2 separate regions of the Mus musculus genome follow, and region 2 is linked to region 1. The links are chromatin loops, found by intact Hi-C in ENCODE. Cell type or tissue: heart. All regions are shown on one strand. Links, peaks and the distances in the headings refer to the core of each region. The heading gives the core; the rest is flanking DNA. Region 1 holds the start of Rcl1 (RNA terminal phosphate cyclase-like 1). Region 2 holds the start of Cdc37l1 (cell division cycle 37-like 1).

Region 1 (2,905 bases), core at 148-2,647:
GCTACTGATAGTTTTTTTTTTTTTTCTCTTTTTGGTTTTAATTGGTTCAATTGTCTTTATCAGAAGGGATCTTGGAGACACTTTTGAACACGCACCTAAATTCTAGGGGAACAGCTGCAAACCAAAGCCATTTAACAAGACGCGGGTTCAAATGATGGGTTCAACCTATCTATCTACCTTTGTGAGACAGATAAATCAATAAGACCTTTGAAGCCTGCAGTTTAATGTTTGGCCTTCCTTTTCCTTAAGCCAAGACAACTACGTCTACGACGTAAAAACTATCTTGGTTGAGCGCTCAGGAGCAGACCTGTAATCCCAGCACTCGGGAGGTGGGGAGGTAGAAGGAACAGGACTTGAAGGGCATCCTCAGTTACATACATAGTTTGAAGGCAACCTGAGCAACATGAGACTCCGGTTCAAGAAAAACAAAACAAAACCCTATTACAAAGCTTCGCTACTGCGCACATCGGTGACTAATAGAAACAAGCGCATCGTTTAAAAATAAAATTTTATAATACACTTCCGAAGAGATAGGGCGGGGGTGTGGTGGGGGGGGGAGGAGATAAATAATGGCGACAAAAACTGGTGTCCAAGCGGGGCAGCGGTTTCAGAGACCTGCTTTGGATGAGATTGGGAAACCAATCTGTGGTACTTTTCTCTCTAATGTCTCACTCAATCACTAGATGTTGGTCCAATAAACTGTTTGTTTTTCTCCAGGGAGGTTTATGGCGAAAGCAAGAGACTCAAGAGAGGGAAGCGAGTGGGCGATGCCTACGATTCGTAGCAACAAGCTAGCCAGGAAAACGTGCAGCTGTTTACTACCCGTGCCCAGGAGCCACAGGGCATCCTTCCACGCGTGGCGCAGCTCGCGGACAGATCTGTCGCCCGACCACCATCCCTCCCACGCGCCCAGTGGCCACTCCGGGCTACGACCCCGGGTCCTCCCTCCTCGCGCCCCCTCCCAAGTCACCTCGGAGGCCCGGGTTGTCGTCCCTGGCGCGAATCCTGCGGATCTTGACCGGTCGCCCGCTCAGGGTGGACAGGACCAGCCGCTGGCGCAAGAAGTTACACCCCGCGTAGCTGAGTGAGTGCGCCTGGGTCGCCATGTGCGCGCCGTCCGCAGAGGCCCGGGACCCGGGACCCGGGAGCGCGACCAGGACCAAGGCAGCCCCCGACGCGTCCACGTGGTTTAGAACAGGAAGACAGAGCGACTAGACACCGGGTCAGAGGGGAGCGGGGCGGAGCCAGCGGCCGCCCGCCCGCCTCCTCCCCTGGCTGGGGCGGCCCGGCCTCCGAGGCACACTACCATTGGCCCACGAGGGATCTGGGTGTTGCCCTCTCTGCGTCGCCATTGGTCTGCGCTGTAGCTGGGCGGTGCTCATGCCGCGTTGCCATTGGCCGGTAGTGAAAGAGGGCGGTGCCCGGGCCCCAGCAACAGCGCGCGGCTGGAGGGACCCAGTTAGTGCTGCGGGGAAACCCCGGCGCCCAGACGCCTTGGGGGTCTGTCTGTCTGTCTGTGCCGGACTTTCACGGCCTATGCGATAAAGGAGGCAATGGCTCCGCCTGGGTGCCCACAGCTGGTGGTACTTAGCAACGTACCTACGGCAGCCCCGGGCAAGGATGCTAGCTAGCCTCTCCCGCGTTTTCCTGCCACCGAAGAGAACAGGATTGACACGCTTACCCTGTTGTAGGCGCCTTGTCTGGGTCTGAGCCGAAATCCTCTGAGGTGCAGCCTGCAATCTTTCACTCCCGGGAAATTGCCAAGCTGTCAGAGGCTGCCTGAACTAGGACCCCGAGCCTTTAGACAAGAGACCGCTGCTTATTTTGTAATGAGGGGCCTCTCTTTGTCCCTTTCTCAGCTGCCCCTTCGTTCATATTCTTTGAGTTTGGTGTCAAGACATATCTGTAACCTCGCATGACTCAAAATGGACAGTTGCAATAACTTCAAGACATACATGCTCATGCATGCACGGGGGATGGGTGGGTGGAGATCTTGCTTTTCCATCTGTCCTGTCATCCAAGCTTGCACTACAAAACCTTTCTAAATATTGTACTGTTTCACGCCTCCATTAAAAAAACAATCAAATGACTACCAACTTAGGAACGCAGTGGTCTTAGTGTTAGGTTTACAGCCAGCCATTCACGGGCTGTAACCCCAGACCTTAAGTCCCAGAAAGCACAGTGAAGGATGGAGTAGAAGCTGGAGAAAGAAAAAAAAGGGGGCCATCCTAAGCGAGTGAGAGTCCCAAGGAAACCCCGAGGAGCATCAGTGGCCATCAGAGAAGAGTCTACGGATCAGCCCTGAAATCCACTGAGGCAGCTAACCCACTTACCACAACGCCATTCTGTTAAGACTGCCTTTACACAGCTAAGCGGCATCTGACAGGCAGCGTTCTTTGGAAAAGCTCCAGGACCCATAGGCTCTCCTCTAAACGTTGTTGTGAAGAATACTAAAGCACCAGGGGTACTTTCACATCAGGAATGGATTTTTCATTTTCTTTTTTAATGCTATCTCGTTTAATTACTCAATAGTCTTTAGAAAAAAGATATTATTCAATAAAGAATGCTCACATCCGTTCAGAGCTCACTGCTTTCAATGGAGACCTTCTGAGTTTTATTCCATCAGCGTCTCACCTCTGCTTCTAGATTTTCAAACCCACCTGGAATTGCAGGCCAATAGTACTGAGGTATCAATTCTCCTAGTCTTCAGGCAATGACTGTCCTGGGCTGACATGGAAATACCCAGGCTCTCTTTGCACATCCAGGAGGTAACTCTGGGGTGTCCTTTCAGCTCCAGTTTCTGGCTGTGGCATCCTCTTGGTTAAGCACCATCTCCTGGCTTCTTTCCCTGTATCCCTTCCCAGCTTCTCTCTGATACGTGCTAGAAATAACTCTCAAATAAATT
Region 2 (2,905 bases), core at 245-2,744, 110 kb after region 1:
ACCACAGTGCACTGAAATTGAGGCAGTTTCCCCTTGCCTGTCCAAATTGACACCAGCAACTTTTCGTTTTCTCCCTCTGCAATACTAAGTATACACAGATGATACTAGTGATCCGTAACTAGGTGACTACTGACCCATCAATTCTCATTTTGCCTTACTTTCCCTATGACTAGTTGGCTGACCATAGTCTGTGGTTATGAAACAGCATACTGTGGGTGAGCCCAATCAACTCAGCTGACTGACTTGCGGGCAGACAATTTAAACCAGTCATCTTTAAGAAAAGCTATTATAATATTGGACCACATTTTTGCAAAAACGCCTGGAAATCAGACACCTACAATCAATTTCATTGAAAAGATTAGTGTTCAGTCTATGCTTTTGAAATCTGGTTCAAAACACACCCAGGTGAAAAGTCGGGAGAAGGTGATGTTCGCAGCATAGCACAGCACCCCTATAAAAGCCATAACTGGCATATAACACTTGACAGTTTCCGAGGCAAGAAAGCTGGGTTGAAAAACACATGTAGTATCAGAAACTTCGGGAAGAAGCCTGAAAGCCAATTCGGTGGCTGTATGTTTTCACCGGAGGCTGACGCGGAATCAAACTATGAATACAGTAAAGGACCAATGATAGAAACGGAGGTGTGTGCCAGCGTCAAAGGCAAGGCTTACAGAATTTGCTGAGATGTCAGCGCGGCAAAGAGCACGTGAGATGTTTATGTCAGGACTCGGTGTACTATTTTAGAAGTACAATCACTCTCTGTTCCTATCAACTGTGCACAAAGTAGCTGGAGCTCGTAATAAAGGCTCGGATGAAAGCACGCACCAGAGGACAAAGGGTCAATGTTATACACTTGAGCGGCCCCCAAAGCTCCACGCAGACAGCAGCAGAGAGGGGGAGGAGGAACCTCTCGCAAAGGTGAGGGGCAACCAGCCCCGGTGCAGGGACAAGTGTGCGTGGACGTGGAGGTCGGGAATGCGCGCGTGATCGCCTCCTTTTCTCGCGGAAGATGCTGCCAGAGCTGTGGCTTGGCATCAGGCTCCCCCGCGATGCCCGCAGACATTTCCCATCCCCCGCCCCCGGCAGAACGCAGGCCGCTCTCACCTGGGCGCCGCCGTCCGGTACCGGAGAGTAGTGGGACGAAGAGGGGGACACGTCTAAGTCACTCTCCTCCTCGGTTTCCCCGCCAGTCCTCGGGAAGCTCCAGGGGCCCGGTGGCGGCCACGGCTGCTCCATGTCCCACTGGTCCGGGCCCGGCAACCGCCAGCGCCAACGGCCCTGGCGTGAGTGGAACCTGCTGGGCGGAGCCAGCCGCCCGGCCGGCCACGGTCGTTACCCAGAATCCCTCTGCCCCTGGCGAAGCCGATGCACCCCCGGAGCAGGCCTGGACTGTGCCGCCGGCGGACTGCGGAAGAAGAAGTAGCCGGCCGGGACGTCATTTCCGGGGGCGTGACCGGGCGTGGCCACGTCTGGACGAAGAAGCAAAGTCTGGAGTTTAAGTCCGGGAAAGCTAACTAGGGTTTCTGCAGGTTCGGATCCGGGCGTTCAAAGGGTGTTCTGACTTGTCCCTCTTCTATTTCAAAAGCTCCTTCGTGTAGAGCAATCTAAGTCGGAGTCGAGGGGGACCGATTTAGAAAGCACAGCCAACTTTCCTTTAACTTCAAATTACCCGCGACAAGACTGTTCTCCAAACCCTGCTACAGCGGAGGAGGACACTAAAAATAAAATACTGGGGCAAGCACATTTGTAAAGAATTGAGACAAGTAGTAGACGTATCAGAGGGCTTTCCGTTCCTCGTGTCTTTTTAGAATCGTGAAGATCCGAGTACTCACTGTCCCTTTTCTTTTTGAGACAAAATGACCCACCATAGCCCGAGAACACATTTTAAGCGAAAAACTCAAAGATTGGGAATGTACCCTGGCAGTAGAGTGCTCATTTAACTAACACAGGCAAGGCCCTGATTTTAGTTTCTAGGACCAGGGAGAGGGAAACAGACACCTAGGAACTAGGAAAGTCTAACTTCACAACCCGCACGTTTAACAATTTAGCTTGTTGTCTATTCGCAATCAGATAAGACGACAGACTATCAGTCTTTCAAGCTTTGATTGATTGGCAAACTGTAGGTAGGGGTGTGTGGGGGCGTGAGGTTCACAAGGGTAGGCCAGAGGACCACATCAGTTCTCCTGCTCTGTTATTTTTCACAGCATTCCCTTGAGACAAGGTTTCTTCTCGCTGAGCTCAGAGAACTGACACCAAGCCTTCTGTCTCAGCCCATTTAGAGCTAGGATTAGAGGTGCAGGTTTGTTGGGTATTTGAACTACCGTCCTCATGCTTGCTCAGCTACCATTTTTACCTACTGAGTCATCTGCCTTAGCCCTGACTGGCAAACGCTAAAGGCTCGTTAATCCTAATGGTCGAGCGATAGATGAGAAAAATGCTGTTAAGCATGCTGTGTAACATTTAAGGAAGAGGGATGACATGAAAAGCCTATGTGCTTCAGTTCAGCTCTTTCATGATCAGGAAAATACCCAACAGTATTTTTACAGCGGAATCTAATACAAAGACAGTTTTGGGGTGGTAAAAGAAAGCTAAAAATAAGTAAGTAGAAGCAATGGAAGAGTAGATCTCAGCGTGCTGATGTGGAAATATCTCTGAAATGAACAAGTCTGTAATCCTGGGAAAGGCTGAGACATGAGGATTCTCAAGTTCACCACCAACCTGGGCTACACAGAAGGGGCACTCACTGGGTTAAAGAAACCAAATTACAGAATTAGATTATGTAAAGTGAGAAGTTATGGTTTATTTGTTTTGTTTTGCTTTGTTTTTGTTTGTTTGTTTTAAGGAGCAGGGCAGAGAAAGAGCAAGCTAGAAAATTAGAGCATATTGCCAGAGTTAGAGGCCCAGC

What was found. A loop is a pair of places that touch in the nucleus more often than their neighbours do. Peaks named below come from ENCODE experiments on the same cell type or tissue, not always from the same donor. Only the 100,000 strongest peaks of a DNase experiment are listed, where the experiment ranks them.
Region 2: it touches region 1 in a loop (2.3-fold over the local background); 3 of 42 quality-filtered maps call a loop at or near these places.

The regions. Positions count from the first base shown.
Region 1 is chr19:29,099,706-29,102,610 of GRCm38, reverse strand. It overlaps Rcl1 (RNA terminal phosphate cyclase-like 1), which reads right to left and starts at 1,236. Exons shown (of 9, transcript NM_021525.2): 1 at 971-1,236. The coding sequence starts at 1,106. In heart, for the core only: no CTCF peak of the experiment used is centred there; a DNase peak (open chromatin) is centred at 1,360; H3K4me3 peaks cover 2,324 bases; H3K27ac peaks cover 2,236 bases.
Region 2 is chr19:28,988,869-28,991,773 of GRCm38, reverse strand. Cdc37l1 (cell division cycle 37-like 1) reads right to left here and starts at 1,407. Exons shown (of 7, transcript NM_025950.4): 1 at 1,105-1,407. The coding sequence starts at 1,236. In heart, for the core only: CTCF peaks have their summits at 1,119 and 1,323; a DNase peak (open chromatin) is centred at 1,333; H3K4me3 peaks cover 1,913 bases; H3K27ac peaks cover 2,011 bases.